Linked DNA regions of Homo sapiens: region 2 is linked to region 1. The links are chromatin loops, found by intact Hi-C in ENCODE. Cell type or tissue: PC-3. All regions are shown on one strand. Each heading gives the region's core, and the rest is flanking DNA. Links, peaks and the distances in the headings are about the cores only.

Region 1 (7,745 bases), core at 1,177-6,176:
ATATTTAATCTGCTAATTATTTTTATATATTATACATTTATTAATTTTATAAGGAGAGTTACTCTTTGCCTAAGATATCTGCTTCAATTATTTCTTCAATTACTTTTTTAACTCAAAATACTTTTTATTTAGTCAAATGCATTTCAATTTTCCTTGGCGTTTTTTTCTTATTGTGTCTGACTTTCAAAGTCAGTGGTGTGCCAAAACAATTACAAAATAAATGCAGATCAGGTGCTGACATCATTTGGCCACACTTGGTTATAAATTTGTGACCCATGTGATTATCATCAAAATGAGAATATAATTTTAAAACTCCCACAGAGAACTCTGCAACATCTTACACTCATCCTGTAGTATCATAACCTCTGACTAGCATTTGTGTTACATAAAGAGCTTTAAATTTGGTTTTCCCTTCTCCCCTGTTCCTTCCTCAGTTTACTTAGAGGAACTGACATTTTTCTTATTTTTCTTAGTGCTTCTAATATTGTTTTTAATACAAAATTACCTCAATTATACTTTGTAACTATAGCATAATAAAAAGTAACATTCATTGCCCTTCCTTAATATTTTTATTTACATTTGATTATTACCTCTGTTTCCCTCTTACCACCCCTTCCTCCCCAATTCCAGCCTCCAATTCTTCATCTAGTTTTCTAAACCTAGTTTCTGAAACCAGTTTCCAAGCAACTTCCCCCATCACTAAAGTTGTGGAAAACATCCTCCATGGCACTTCAGATAACAGTGTATTTCAGGGGAAATACCTATTTTTAATTTAGCATGTGTCAGAACGACTTTCAGTTGCCATCCCATATTAATCGGAAATTAACTACTTCATTTTTATATAAAACCATTTTTTTAAAAAAAAGAATCTGATAGAATAACTCCATTGCACCGGCTTTTGCAGTTAGAAAGTCTGAAGTTATCCATACTTTGGCACTGTTGAAAATGATCTGTCAGCTCTATCGTCTACCTTTTCTTCTCTTTTAGGCTTTTCATTTGTTGGTCATTTTTTACATTGCATATAAATTGTCTGAATTTATTTTCTATTTCATTAATCCAAATTTATTACCCACTTAAAATGTTACAGAATATAATATAGACCAGGCACGGTGGCTCAAGCCTGTAATCCCAGCACTTTGGGAGGCTAAGGCAGGAGGACTGCTCAAGCCCTGGAGTTCAAGGTTGCAGTGAGCCATGATCATGCCACTGCACTCCTGCCTGGGAGACAGAGCAAGACCCCATCTCTAAGAAAAAATATATATAATATAAATGCTCCAAAATATTATTCCATTTTAATGTTTCTTAGCATTCATAATTTTAATGTTTTACTTATCCAAGTAATGCATAACATATGATCATTATGAAATTTGAAGTAAAAAAGTTTTATTTAGAGCATACAATGAAAGTCTCAGTTCATCATAACCCTAACCCATAATACCAGGCCAATTCCATAGTCATGTATAATCTTACAGAATTTTTTCACTGAATTTACATATCTAACTTTGAGACACATATGTTTTAATTTTACTTCAATGGGATCATAATATACAAAGTGTTCTAAAAAGCGCTTTATTCCCCTCACCAATATGTCTTAGAAATCTGCATATGTTGGCACCTTCAGATTTATATTAATCTTTTTAATAAGTATATAGTATTCCACAGTAGGTATTTAGCATTATTTATTTATTTATTTTTGAGACAGAGTCTCGCTCTGTCACCCAGGCTGGAGTGCAGTGGTGCGATTTTGGCTCACTGCAGACTCCACCTCCCAGGTTCACACCATTCTCCTGCCTCAGCCTCTCGAGTAGCTGGGACCACAGGCGCCCACCACCATGCCCGGCTAATTTTTTGCATTTTTAGTAGAGACGGGGTTTCGCCATGTTAGCCAGGATGGTCTCGATCTCCTAACCTCGTGATCCGCCTGCCTCGGCCTCCCAAAGTGCTGGGATTACAGGCATGAGCCACCGTGCCCGGCCAGCATAATTTATTTAATCATTCATTTTATTCATAACTTTTTTCAGTATTACAAATAATCCTCCCGAAACATATGTGAACATGCATTTTTTTGCACATGTATAAGTATTTCTATAGGATAGGTTCTAAGAAATAAAATTTTGGGATTAAAATCTATATGAATTAGTTTTTTTGGAACAATAGAACATATATATCCTACATATGAATATGTATATATAGAGTGTACATATTCACATGTGCATATGTGTCTGCATACATGCACACATGATTTTTAAAAATAAAATGGTAAAGATCATCTTCTAATAAAAAGTAACAGGTCCTTGCCCCATCCCACTCCTGTACTGGTGGCAACTCTTTTAAAACATGTCTGTGCTCCTTTCTGTGGTGATTACTTCCCTACCTCTACAAAATATGCTACATAGCTCTTTCTTAATTTACCAAAGCTAGACATTCCTTATAGGCCTTCTACTAGGACAAATGGGGATTTAGCTCATTTACACTCCCTTGCTGCTCTCTCCCACTCCTGTCACCATTTTACTAGTTACTCCACTCCTCTCACTTCCTCCAGTGGTCAACCCTGTAATTAGGAATATACTAAAGCCTCTGTGTTTTGTTTCATGATACGGGCAGCTGCTCAAATCCACACTTCATGATAATACCTCAGTACTCTCACCCTTCCCCTCCCAGCCCCTCCATCCCTTTCTTCCACTTCCATACCTACACCGTCTTAACCTTTACTGTTACAATAGCAAGGCTGGTGATATGGTTTGGCTGTGTCCCCACCCAAATCTCACCTTGAATTGTAATAATCCCCACGTGTGAAGGGCGGGACCAGGTGGAGATAATTAAATCATGGGGGCAGCTTCCCCCCGTACTATACTCATGGTAGTAAATAAGTCTCACAAGATCCGACGGTTTTATAAATGGGAGTTCCCCTGCACAAGCTCTCTTGCCTGCCACCACATAAAAGGTGATTTTGCTTCTCCTTCTGCCATGATTGTGAGGCCCCCTCAGCCATGTGGAACTGTGAGTCCATTAAACCTCTTTCCTTTATAAATTACCCAGTCTTGGGTATGTCTTTATTAGCAGCGTGAGAACAGACTAATACAGTTGGTAACATCTATGTCCTGTTCTGTAACCCTAAGCTAGTTTTTAAAGCTGAAAACAATAAATGTCATCTAATTATTATGTCTATGTATATACTGTTCACTGATGAATATTTTGTCTGCTAAGACTACATTTCCTTTTCTACTGGTCCAGCATCATAACGCCTGTGCTGCTTGATGAAGAATGTGCCTTTAAAATCCAGTTCCAGCATTTTCTACGTTTTTACATTTTCTAAGTTTGCAATCGTAGTCAGCATGGTAAATTGTTTTACGCTAACCCCATTTGATGGTCTTCTCTGTGATACTCCTTCCAGGCGGAGGATTACACCAGGGAGGCCATGTTTGCTTTGGCCAATAAAATGTGAGTAAACTTACTTCTGAGTCAATTTTAGAAGACAGCAAATGCTCAAAATATTTCCTTTTCCATTTCCCATAGCAATGTTCCAGATAGTTCATTCTAAAAACGACTCAAGATGACATGACATGGGTCAGAGCTGCAGTCAATCCTCAAAGGACACGTGACATAAGTATGAAATAAGCCTTTTTTGTTCTAAGCCACTGAGGTTTAGGATCATGTTTACCAAAGCAAAACCAAGCTAAAAATTAATGGTAATCTTAAGTATTCTGGGAATAAGCAGAAATATATTTTTAAAAGAAGAAAATAAAACTTTGTATTACTAAGTAAGAGGCAGAGCACTGACGACAAAATCTCAACTCCTTACACAAACCGGTCCTAACCTCCCTCTTTCCCTTCATCTCCTACAGCAGGAACCTTTCTCCCCATACTCTGGCTAACCTGGTCTTCATCATCATTTATTTTCCTTGAACACTTCCAGCTTGCTCTCTTCTCAGGATTTTTGAACGTGCAGTTCCCTCAGACTGGAATACTATTCCTCCAGAGCTCATGGCTGGCTCCTTCCTAGTTTTTAGAACTCAGCACAAATGTCAGGGAAACCCTGATCAGTTATTCAAGGCTATAATCTCCTTCCCACCCTCCACCTGGCAAAGGCTATAAAGGTACCATCTTTTCTTCTTCATAAGTCACTCTTCAGGCCGGGTGTGGTGGCTCACACCTGTAATCACAGCATTTTGGGAGGCTGAGGTGGGCAGATCACCTGAAATCAGGAGTTCAAAACCAGCCTGGCCAACATGGTGAAACCCTGTCTCTACTAAAATTACAAAATTTAGCCGGACGTGGTGGCGTGTGCCTGTAATCCCAGCTACTTGGGAGGCTGAGGCAGAAGAATCGCTTGAACCCGAGAGGTGGCGGTTGCAGTGAACCAAGATGGCGCCATTGCACTCCAGCCTGGGTGAGAGAGTGAGACTCCTTCTCAAATAATAATAATAATAATAATAATAACTCACTCTTCAAAATTATTTCACTTTTTAATTTGTAGACTGATGACTCATCGAAAAGCAAGCTCCATGAGAGAGGAGGCATGTTCTCTCTGTTGCTGTTCTCCCTCATGCCAGGGACAGCACCTGGCACATAGTAAGTACTCAACCCTATTTCTCAAATAAATGGAGGTTTAACTAGTGCTCTGACAGGATAGAAGAATGACTGATATTGTTAGGATACTTGTTCCCACCCAAATCTCATGTTGAAATGTAATCCCCAGTGTTGGAGGTGCGGCCTTGTGGGAGGTGTTTGGATCATGGGGGCGGATCCGTCATGAATGGCTTGGGCCATCCCCTTGGTGATAAGTGAGCTCTCACTCTGAGTTTGAGTGACCTGGTCATTTAAAAGTGTACGGCACCTCCTCGCTTCTCTCTCTCTCTCTCTCACTGGTTCACTTGCTGGTTCCTGCTTTTGCCATGTAAGGTGCCTGCTTCTGCTTCCTTCTGCCATGATTGGGAGCTTCTTGAGGCCTCTCCAGAAACAGAGGCCACTATGCTTTCTGCACAACCTGCAGAACTGTGAGCCAATCAAATCTCTTTTCTTATAAACTACCCAGTCTCATCAATTATAATCGATGTTTCAATCAAACATTCAGATAAAACAAACAGTCAGAATAAACTTCAGTGGAGTGTTAAAATTCTGTTTATAGATTTTATTGAAACAAACATTATTTTAAATATATTGGTAACAACAGCTCTTAGTAATATTTTCATTATGCAGATATTTTGTGATAGTGATTTTTAAAAGATAAATCATATATGTATTTTAAAAATTTAATGGCAGCATCAAAATGAAAGACCAACCTGTTGTTCATACCGCTGTCTGATGTCCTCCAGTTGCCATAAAAACTCCTTTGATTGTTTCTCACGAAGAGATTTGGATCTAGTTAGATCTGCCTCCACTTTTTCCATCTATAAAATTTAAAAATCAAATATTAATTTTTTAAACAAACAATTGTGTTCCATGTTTTTGTAATTTGTCCATTTGTTTAAATGACAGATTTTAAGCACCTCACCAATAATAATGATGAATTTAAATGTATTAAAATAATGAGACATTTATCAATTCATTTTAATATATTTTAATTATTTAAGGAGGGAAATTAAAATTGGTATATAATTGACTAAATTCTAAAATTACAACAATAATGCAGTGAAAATATAATTTAAGGCATTCTAATATTTATTGAACAAAATTTAATTAAGCCCTTGGTATGTGCTGAATGAGATAAAATATTTCCAAATCATATCTCTAATAAGAGACATATCTTGAATATATAAAGAACTCTTATAGCCCAATAATAAATGGATAATTAAACTCAATTTTAAAGTGGGCAAAGAGCCTGAATAGATATTTCTCCAAAAAGATATACAAAAGGCCAAAAAGCATTTGAAAAGATGCTCAACATCACTGTCTTTAAGCAACTACAAATTAAAACAAGAATGACATATCACTTCATGCCCCAAAGAATAGCAATAATAAAAAAGGACAAATAGTAACAAGTATTGGTAAAGACGTAGAGAAGTCAGAACCTTCAACACTGCTGCTGGGAATATAAAATGGTATAGACATGCTGGAATACAGTCTGTCTGACAATTCCTCAAAACATTAAATAGAGTTACATGTGTCCCAGTAGTTCCACTCCAAGGTAAGAAATGAGAACATACATCCACAAAAAACTTTGTCTACAAATGTTTATAGTAGCATTATTCATAACATCCAAAAAGAGGAAACCACCCAAATATCCATCAGTTGATAAATGAATAAACAAAACGTGGTATATTCTTACAGTAGAATATTATTCAATCATAAAAAGGAAAGAAGTATTAATACATGTACTCTGGGAGGCTGAGGCAGGAGGATCGCTTGAGCCCAGGAGTCGGAGACCAGTGTAGGCAACATAGTGAGACTGTGTCTCTACAAAAAAGAAAAAAAATTAGCCGAGCGTGGTGGCATGGGCCTACAGTCTCAGCTATTCGAGAGGCTAAGGCAGCAGGATCGCTTAAGCCCCAGAGGTTGTAGCTGCAGTGAGCCATGACTGCACCACTGCATTCCAGCCTGGGAAAAAGAGTAAGATCCTGTCTCAAAACAAAAATTAATTATAAATAGAAAAAAAACTAACACATGTTATAACATGGATGAGCCTTGACAGCATTAAGCTAAGTGTCACAACAGACCACATACTGTAGGATTCCATTTATATTAAATTTCCAGAATAGGCAAATCCATAGAAACAGAAAACAGATTAGTGGTTGCCTAGGGTGAGATGGTGATCTGGGACGGTAACTGTTAAAGGGTATGGTGTTTCTTTGGGGGAAGATGAACATTTTCTAAAATTGATTGTGATGATGTTTGCATAACATCCTGAATACATTTTTTAAAACCACTGAATTGTACACATACGAGTGAATTGTTGGTATGTGAATTTTATCTCAACAAAGCTGTTATTAAAAAAGAAAGCGGAAAAAGGAAAAGTCAAAGATTCCACCACACCCATGAGGCCTCACATAATCCAATCCCAGTGACCTCTCACAGCTCATCTCTACTGCTCTATCCCACTACCACCACCACAGTCCACCTACCTGCTGCCCAGGCCTATAATGTGTCAGAAGTGCTCTCACCTTGTGGGCAGGAGGTTCTGCCTGATATTCACACAGTTTCTTTCTCAAAGTATTGAGGCTTTGTTTAGCATCACCTTTGTACTGAGACCTTCTAGACCACTCAATTTTAAATTGTACATTGCAATTCCCCAGCCACTAAGTCCACCTAGTCCCCCTATCCCTGCTTAGCTACCCTTTTGTTCCACAGGATATATCACCTTCAGATTCACTATATAATCTACATCTTCATTAGGGCTGTTTGTAATGTCTCTCCTGCAGTGTAATGTCACCCCATGTTCACTGTCGTCAGTGAAATAGTATCAACGATTTATCACAGTGCCTGGCACATACAGGGAATCAATAAATACTAATCAAATGAAAACAAAGATTGCACAGTGTACCCAACTTGGTTCAAGACTTGCTGAATTTACAATTTCCAACGTTTAGTTCCAAATTCTTTAAAACACACACAAAATAAATAAAAGCATGTTGGATCTAACTTTTTCTATCACTTTGTCCATGTTATGATCAGATGCAATGAGAAAGAGATGTTCTTACAGTCATGAAAAAGCTCTCCATGTCAACAACATGAAAATGGTGCCTTTTATTCAAAGCAATGCAGTATTTTACTTGTCTTTAAACCCCTGCACATTTGGGTATAACTTA
Region 2 (7,745 bases), core at 864-5,863, 110 kb before region 1:
CTTGGACTTCCCATCCTCCAGAACCATGAGCCCAAGGAATTTCTATTCTTTATAAATTACTCAGTGGTGTTCTGTTATAGTAGCACATAATGGACTAAGATAAGATCTGAGGGGGGAAATCCAGACAAAGAGAAAAAATAACTTCAAAGGCCTTAGGTAGGAACAAGCTTGAAATACTTACAAAAGGCAGGAAAACCACATGCTGGATCCATGTAACTGAGGGGGAGAGGAGTAGGGGATAAGCTGAAGAGATGGGCAGGGGCCAGATTTCCATTTTGTTTCAATACTGATGAGAAGCCATTGGAGGGTTTTTAGCATGGAATTATATAATCTCATTTATTTTCCAACAGATTTGATTGTTGTACAAATGAACTGTTGGAGGAAGTAGGTATGAAAATAGGAAGACCAGGTGGGAGTTACTGCAACAGTCCAGTGAAGAGTCAATTTAGATTTATTTTAGACTTGGGTGGTAATGACAGACGTGATGGGAAGTGGTTTGATGTAAGATATATTTGAAGCAGCAGGAATTTTTGGTAGGAAGAATGTAGGCGTGAAAGAAAGAAATGTGTCAAGTATGACTCAGTACTAGTTATGATATGAAGAATATTGGGGAAGAATTAAGAGCTCTGTTTCAGAAATATTAAGTGCCAGACATCTATTAGAATTTCAAGGAAGGTGTTTAGGAAAAGGTTGAATACCAGCCTGGAACTTCAGAAAGAGACTAGGACTAGAGATACAAACTGGAAGTCATCAGCATATAGATGGCATTTAAAGCAATGAGACTGCACAAGATGAGTTAGGGACTGAGTAAAGGAAGTGGGGGGGGGAAGATAAGGTGGTGTTACTAAAGGAGATGGAGTAGGAGCAGCTAGCCAATTAGGAGAAATTCCTGGAGACCACGATGTTCTTCCTAACTGATAATGTGATTAAAACCTATCAGAGAAGGAGTGATCAATGGTGTCAAAACTTCTGAGAAGTCAACTGTGATGAAGACTAAAGACAGAGCACTGCATTTAGTGCAGAGATCACTTGTTGATTGGACAAATGTTTCAACATATTGAAGTGGCGAAGAGCCTCATTGCCATGAATAAAAGAAGAGAATATAAGGCAGTAGAATAATTAAGTATTAATAGAAAGACCTTTTGAAGACTCTGGTTACAAAGATAAACAAAGACGTGGCACAGTGATTGAAGTGAGATTTGGATTGCAACAGAGCATTTACTGGTAGTTGAATATATACCCCCCTCCCTATTGCATCTCCCCTTCCCCACACACATTTCCTAGCCCCCTGCAGGTAGGTGGAGCCTTTTGTCTAGTTCTGGCTAATGGGCTGTGATTGGAATATGGGTCATTTCTGGGCCAAAGTACAAAGAATTGGGTGTGAGCTCTTCATATCCTGTCTCCTCTAGCCATCGGTGACCAGTAGTGTTCAAGATAATGGAATCTTTCTATCAACCAACATTGAACTTACAATCTGAAAAAGTATTAATCACATTAAATTATTGATAACTAACCAGTTTAGATCTATAAAAACAGCACTTTCTTATGGTTTCACTTAACAAATCTTTGCTGAGTGAAGCCACTGAGATGTGGGGGTCAATTTGCTACCACAGTATAACTTAGAATAATTTGGCATACGTGATCAAAGAATTCTTTAACATATTATTTCATATTTTTATATTTTTGAAATAATGTATCAGAGAGAAAAATATTGATATAAGAGAAATGGTGGATAATTATAGGAGAAAAACCCTTGAATAAGGATGAGGAGTGTAGTGTACTAGTGAAGACCTTAGACAGAGGTACACATTTCCATAAGGAAGAAATCCATCTACCCTAAAGGAGGGAAGGTGGAACATGGATATAGATGCAATTGCAGAGTAGATTTGGGATGGGCAGATAAAGTGGTTCTCTTCTGTTTGCCTCCACTTTTCCAGTGAAATCGAGGTCATCATCTCAGAACAGAAATGAAAAGGCAGTGTTGGAGGTTTGAGAAGAATAGACGGAGATGAAATTTTCTACTGGGAAAATGAATTAACATTGCAGTGCTGAGGGCTCTTTGGCCTTACGTTCAAGGGAAGATAGTTAACATAAGTGTCTTCTCTTGAACCATGGTCAAGTGTTTAGATACTGTAGTAGAGTACATGAGTGTTTGGTGTAGCCAGGGTTGGGGATTGCCAATGAGGAAGGTAGAGGTAAATAGGGGCAAGGAAGCTGAGAGTAGTTCAAGGAAGTGGTTACTCTGATGGACCATGAAATCTAAGCTGAGAAGTGAAAACATGAAGAAGTTAATGGAAAGTGGAAAATGATGTTAATCGATTGTAAGTCCCACAGGGCAAAAAACTGCTAGTGTGAGGACGCTAACCTAACTGAGTTAGAAATGTGGGGGTTGGGGAGGGCAGAGAGAATGGAATGCCAGAAACCAAAATTTTCAAGGTGGTACAGTTACTGGAATTGTTAAAGACTCTAGTCATACCCCTGAACAGGTGGCTGAGGTGGAGAACTGATGAGCTCAAGAAACCGAGAGGCCAATGAGTTGTAATAATCTCATTCATGGGCTAATCCATCCAACATCATATTGGCTATGAGCAATTATGATTTAGGGTAGGACATGCTTTGTTCTTCCTGTGCTAGTTTTATCACATACAAGTTATAGCCATGAAAGTGAAGCGCTGTGAATGAGATAGTGTGAAGCAATATCTAAATTTTTACAAGTGAAGTGTTATTTAAATGAAAATTTCTTGAAAAATTGCTTTTCTTAATTTTATAAATCTCCTATTTAGAACCGAAAACTAAAGAGCCTGGCTTTTCTGTAATAACAGAATGCCTCATTTTTGGTCTACAACTCTAAATTGAAGTGGTATTTTACTACTAAATACCTGTAAATTATTCTCTTTTTCTTTCCATAATTAATACATAATTTTCTGTCATTGCTGCTTTCCAATCCTAATCATATGTATTAAAATACATTTTTTTTTCTTTTTTTTGAGATGGAGTCTCACTCCATTGCCCAGGCTGGAGTGCAGTGGCTTGATCTCGGCTTACTGCAAGCTCCACCTCCCGGGTTCATGCCATTCTCCTGCCTCAGCCTCCTGAGTAGCTAGGACTACAGGCGCCCGCCACCACGCCTGGATAATTTTTTGTATTTTTAGTGGAGACAGGGTTTCACCATGTTAGCCAGGATGGTCTTGATCTTCTGACCTCATGATCCACCCGCCTCGGCCTCCCAAAGTGCTGGGATTACAGGCGTAAGCCACCGCACCCGGCCTAAAGAATTTTTTATTGCTGAAAAGTATCTTACTTTCCCTTGATTTTTCATTTTCTCTGGGATATTTCTCCAGGATATTTACATGGGGAAGAAAATGGCCTTTTCCTCCTTGTAGATGATTCAGTTAAGAAAGGAATAGAATTGGCTTAAACCTCATTGCTCCAAAACGACCCTAAGAGCTCCAAGAAAATTTTTCCACATTCATCAAAATCTGCAGTCTGAAGCAGCTGACAAGGGCACCTGAAGCAATCCAACAAGTCAGCCCGTTTATAATTGAAGGCTTTTATTGAACTATTTTTGGATCCTGTTATATATTATCTCCACAAGAAAACAACCAGATTAAAATGAAATACTACAATGGAACAACAAAACTTCAGTTTTATTTACATAAAAGGCAACCTTCTAAAAAAGCATCCCTAATCTCTCAAAGACAATGATAAGGCAATCTGGCAGCTTGAAAAGTCAAAGTGACTTTCAAGCATTGTTGTTTAAACTGACAAAAATTTCTACAGATGCCAATGCAAAATTAAAAAAAAGAAGTAACACGTTTAAAATATATACACTTTAGAGTTTATATAGAATAAAAGCTTTTTTTGAACTTTTCTAGGATTGAAAACAAAAGCAAACATTGCTCTTCCAAAGCCATTATCGAGCAGAAAAATATTCATACAGAAGTAAAAATCTACAGTGCAAATTAAAGCAGAGAGAAACAATCTAGAATAAAACATTATTTCAAATAAGATAATGTATGCATGAGTGAGCATTTCCTCTGAATCCAGGTGACTAGCAGGGCATGATGGGAAGATTACACTTCTTGTCATCCTATACAGAAACACCAAGAAAAGGTCTGGTGTCTCTCCAGGGGCAAGGACCAATAATTCTTCGAGAAAAGGCATACTGAGAGGATTCTTTAAGTCAAATGGATCTAAGATCAAGTCCAAAGTGATCAATAAGAGCTGAAAGATCAGTCAAGTACCAAATACTCAAGGAAACTCATCAACGTAGAAACAAGAAACAGGGAAGGGGACTTGTGAACAAAAGGTGTGGGCAATGAGGAATTAGGAACCCAATCAGAGCCTCGTTGGGAAATGAGGAATGTGGCAACAAGCATGAATTGGTTCATAAAACCAATGATCTTGTGAAACAGGAGCTGCTTCTATCTTTTGCTCATAGTGACCTATCTGAGCCAACAGATGGTTGGATTTGCTTGGAAATAGCATGAGAAGCCAACATTCCTGACATAGGTGTTGGAGAAAGACACACTAGAATCTTGGTTCTGCAACTTGTAGCTGTGTAACTCTGAGCCAGTTGTGTAATTCCTCTGAGCCTCAGTATCGCCTACAATTCTAAAGCATTCAGTGAGTTGGGAGAATTAAAGTAGATAAGGTGCGTGAAAGTGCTTTACACATGGAAAGCACACAATCAGTATCTTCTTCCATTAGGCCAATACACCTGTATATTGCTTATTGTTTAATTTACACCAATTATTTTCAGGAATTTATTTGAGCACAAGGAAGTGTGGAATTAAGAATCTGTGTTGTATCTGACTTTAAAAAATACAGAGAAGATCGTTCATTTTTTTTATGACATTGACAATGTCAACGTTTAACACAAACAATTCTATTTTAAAATCTTGTATTTCCTGATCAATCTGTTGGGAGTGAAAATTAGAAGAGAGGGTAGTAAACAAAGTAAGAATTTGCAAACATAGTTGAACTCAGATAATAAATACCTATATCCTCTACAGGTGCCCTTTTCTCATAATAGAAAAGAGATGAGAAGACATGAAAAGTGAAAGCTTAAAAAGACAGTACCCATGTAAGGCAAGAGTAGAATCTGTTCAGAGAGGTTACTTGTCTAGGGCTGCTTAGCTAGTTATTGACAGGGGCTTTGCTAGAACTCACATCTCTTGTGGAATGTGTGTCTAACATATTCTCACCAAAGAAGAAGCGTATGCATTATTTCCTCAGTGAAGCCCTTTCTTGGTCCCAAAACCAAGCTGTCTGCTCTGTATGCTCTCATAGCTTTCTCTATTTCCCTTTTCAACACAGTCATCAGGCATATTGTTACCATGTGGATAATGGAGTGAGTGGTTAAAAGCATAGGTTCTGGTGTCAAACTGTTTGAATCTTGTCTCTCCAAATTATTCAAACGATTTAAGCATCCAAAAAGAATAAAAGCACTTAATTTACAGAGATGTAGTGAGGAGACAATAAACCTTTACAACAATGCTTGACACAGTGCAATAAATGTTGGCCATTTGTATTATTAGTAAGGATAATTAAGGCAAGGAGTGTTTAATACTGGATGTCCAACACAGAGTGGTGCTCTCCCCAAAGATAGCACAGGATGTGTCCCCTGTCAAACCCTCAGAGGAATTGCAAACCTATAAAATTAATAAACTTTGAAAGTAGTTGTGTGATTATGTTTGCTAAATAAAGGCAGTTCCAATTGGCACAAATTTCAGTTTTCATGGTTTAGTTTAAACAAACTCAGTGCCCTACCAACATAGTTAAAATTTCAGTTACCACAGTCTATCTTCTGTGGTGAAGAGCCTATTAAACCATTTTCTGATTTTTAAAAGTATGTTTTCTTCTTATTGAGTTCTTTATATATGCTGTATAAAAATACTTTTTCAGGTATATATTTTGCAAATATTTTCTCCAAGACTAGTTTGTCTTTTTATTTTCTTAAGAGTGTCTTCTGAAGAGTAAAAGTTTTATTTCTGATGATTTCTAATTTATCAATTTTTTCTTCCATAGTTCATAATTTCTGAGTCCAATTGAAGAAATGTTTGTCTAAATCAACATCACTAAGGTGCCCTATGTTTCTTCCAAGGGTTTTATACTTGCAGCATTTATGTTGAGGTCTACAATTAATTTCAAGGTAACTTTTGTGTAACTGTGAGGTAAAAGTTGAGGTCTTCTTTATCTCCATGTGAATACCCAATTGTTCAGAACTATTTGTGGAAAGACTATCCTTCCCCCATTCATTATCTTAGCACATTTTTGTCAAAAATTGATTGATTATAAATGTGTAGGTATATTTCAAGACTCTTTATTTTGTTCCACTGGTTGATATGTTAATCTTTACACCAATACCACATTCTCTTGATTACTATAGCTTTATGGTTAGTCATGAAATCAGGAGGTGTAATTTCCCCAACTCCATTCTTTTCCAAAATTGATTTGACAATGCTGTAATGAAATTTAGAGCCAGCTTGTCAAATTCAACAAGAAAACTGCTTAGGTTTGGATGAGGACTGCACTTGATCTAAGGATCAATCTGGGAGAAATGACATTCTTACAAGGTTGAGTCTTCCTGCCCATGAACTTGGTATTTCCTTCCATTTAATTACATCTTTACTTTATGCCACAAAAGTTTAGTTGTCAGCACACAGATCTTGGATATATCCTGTTAAACAAGTATTTCATATTTGTGATGATGTTGTAAATGGCTGATTTTAAAAAATTCAATTTCCAACATTCATTGCAAATACATAAAAATATAACTGATTTTGCATATGGACTTGGTACACCATGACCTTGCTAACTTTAGTTATTGGTTCTTGTAGTTTTGTATTTTTGCAGATTCCTTTTATCTCATGTAGATGACATGTCTGCAAATAGACAGTTTTACTTCTTCCTTTCTGATTTGTATGCCTTTTATTTCTTTTTCTTGCCTTGTTGCACTTCCTACGACCTCCAGTATAAAGTGAATAGAAGTGGTAACAGTAGATGTCTTTTCCTTGTTACCAATCTTGGGAAAAAATAATATGGTCTGTCATCATTAAGTATGATTTTAGTTGTTGGTTTTTCTTTTTCTGGTGTCTTTTCTTTTTAAAAAAGTTTTTAAAAAACATTTTTGCTGAAATATAAATCACATACCATAAAAATCACCCATTAAAATGTCCAATTCAGTAGTTTTGGTATACTCACAAAGTTGTACAACCATCACTACAGTCTAAGTTGTTTTTTAAAAAAATTTTAATTTTTTATTCCCATAGGTTATTGGGGAACAGGTGGTGTTTGGTTACATGAATAAGTTCTTTAGTGGTGATCTGTGAGATTCTGGTGCACCCATCACCTGAGCAGTATACACTGCACCCAATTTGTAGTCTTTTATCCCCCACCCCCTTCCCACCTTTTTCTCCTGAGTCCCCAAAGTCTTTTGTATCATTCTTATGCCATCTGTTCTTTATTGGCTCTTTGAATAGGTGTTAAACTTTTAATGCTTTTTCTACATCTACTGATATAATATGATTTTTCTTTTTTAGTCTTAATATAGTGAATTACATTGATTTTTTAAAAATTTTGAACCAACTCTGCATTCCTGAGATAAACCCTACCTGACCTTGATGTGCTATCCTTTTTATATATTGATGGATTTGATTGGCTAATATTTTGTTAAGTGATTTTTTGTGTGTGTCTGTAGTCTGTAGTTCTTTTTCTCTTGCAATATTAATATCTAGTTTTGT

Evidence for each region. A loop is a pair of places that touch in the nucleus more often than their neighbours do. Peaks named below come from ENCODE experiments on the same cell type or tissue, not always from the same donor. Only the 100,000 strongest peaks of a DNase experiment are listed, where the experiment ranks them.
Region 2: it touches region 1 in a loop (3-fold over the local background); 1 of 110 quality-filtered maps calls a loop at or near these places.

The regions. Positions count from the first base shown.
Region 1 is chr17:65,922,300-65,930,044 of GRCh38, forward strand. It overlaps CEP112 (centrosomal protein 112), which reads right to left. Exons shown (of 27, transcript NM_001199165.4): 19 at 5,283-5,390. Among named protein-coding and RNA genes, the nearest start is that of CEP112, 270 kb to the right of the region's middle. In PC-3, for the core only: no CTCF peak of the experiment used is centred there; a DNase peak (open chromatin) is centred at 3,512; H3K27ac peaks cover 1,497 bases.
Region 2 is chr17:65,809,035-65,816,779 of GRCh38, forward strand. All of the region lies in intron 21 of CEP112 (centrosomal protein 112), which reads right to left. Among named protein-coding and RNA genes, the nearest start is that of AXIN2, 250 kb to the left of the region's middle. In PC-3, for the core only: no CTCF peak of the experiment used is centred there; no DNase peak of the experiment used is centred there.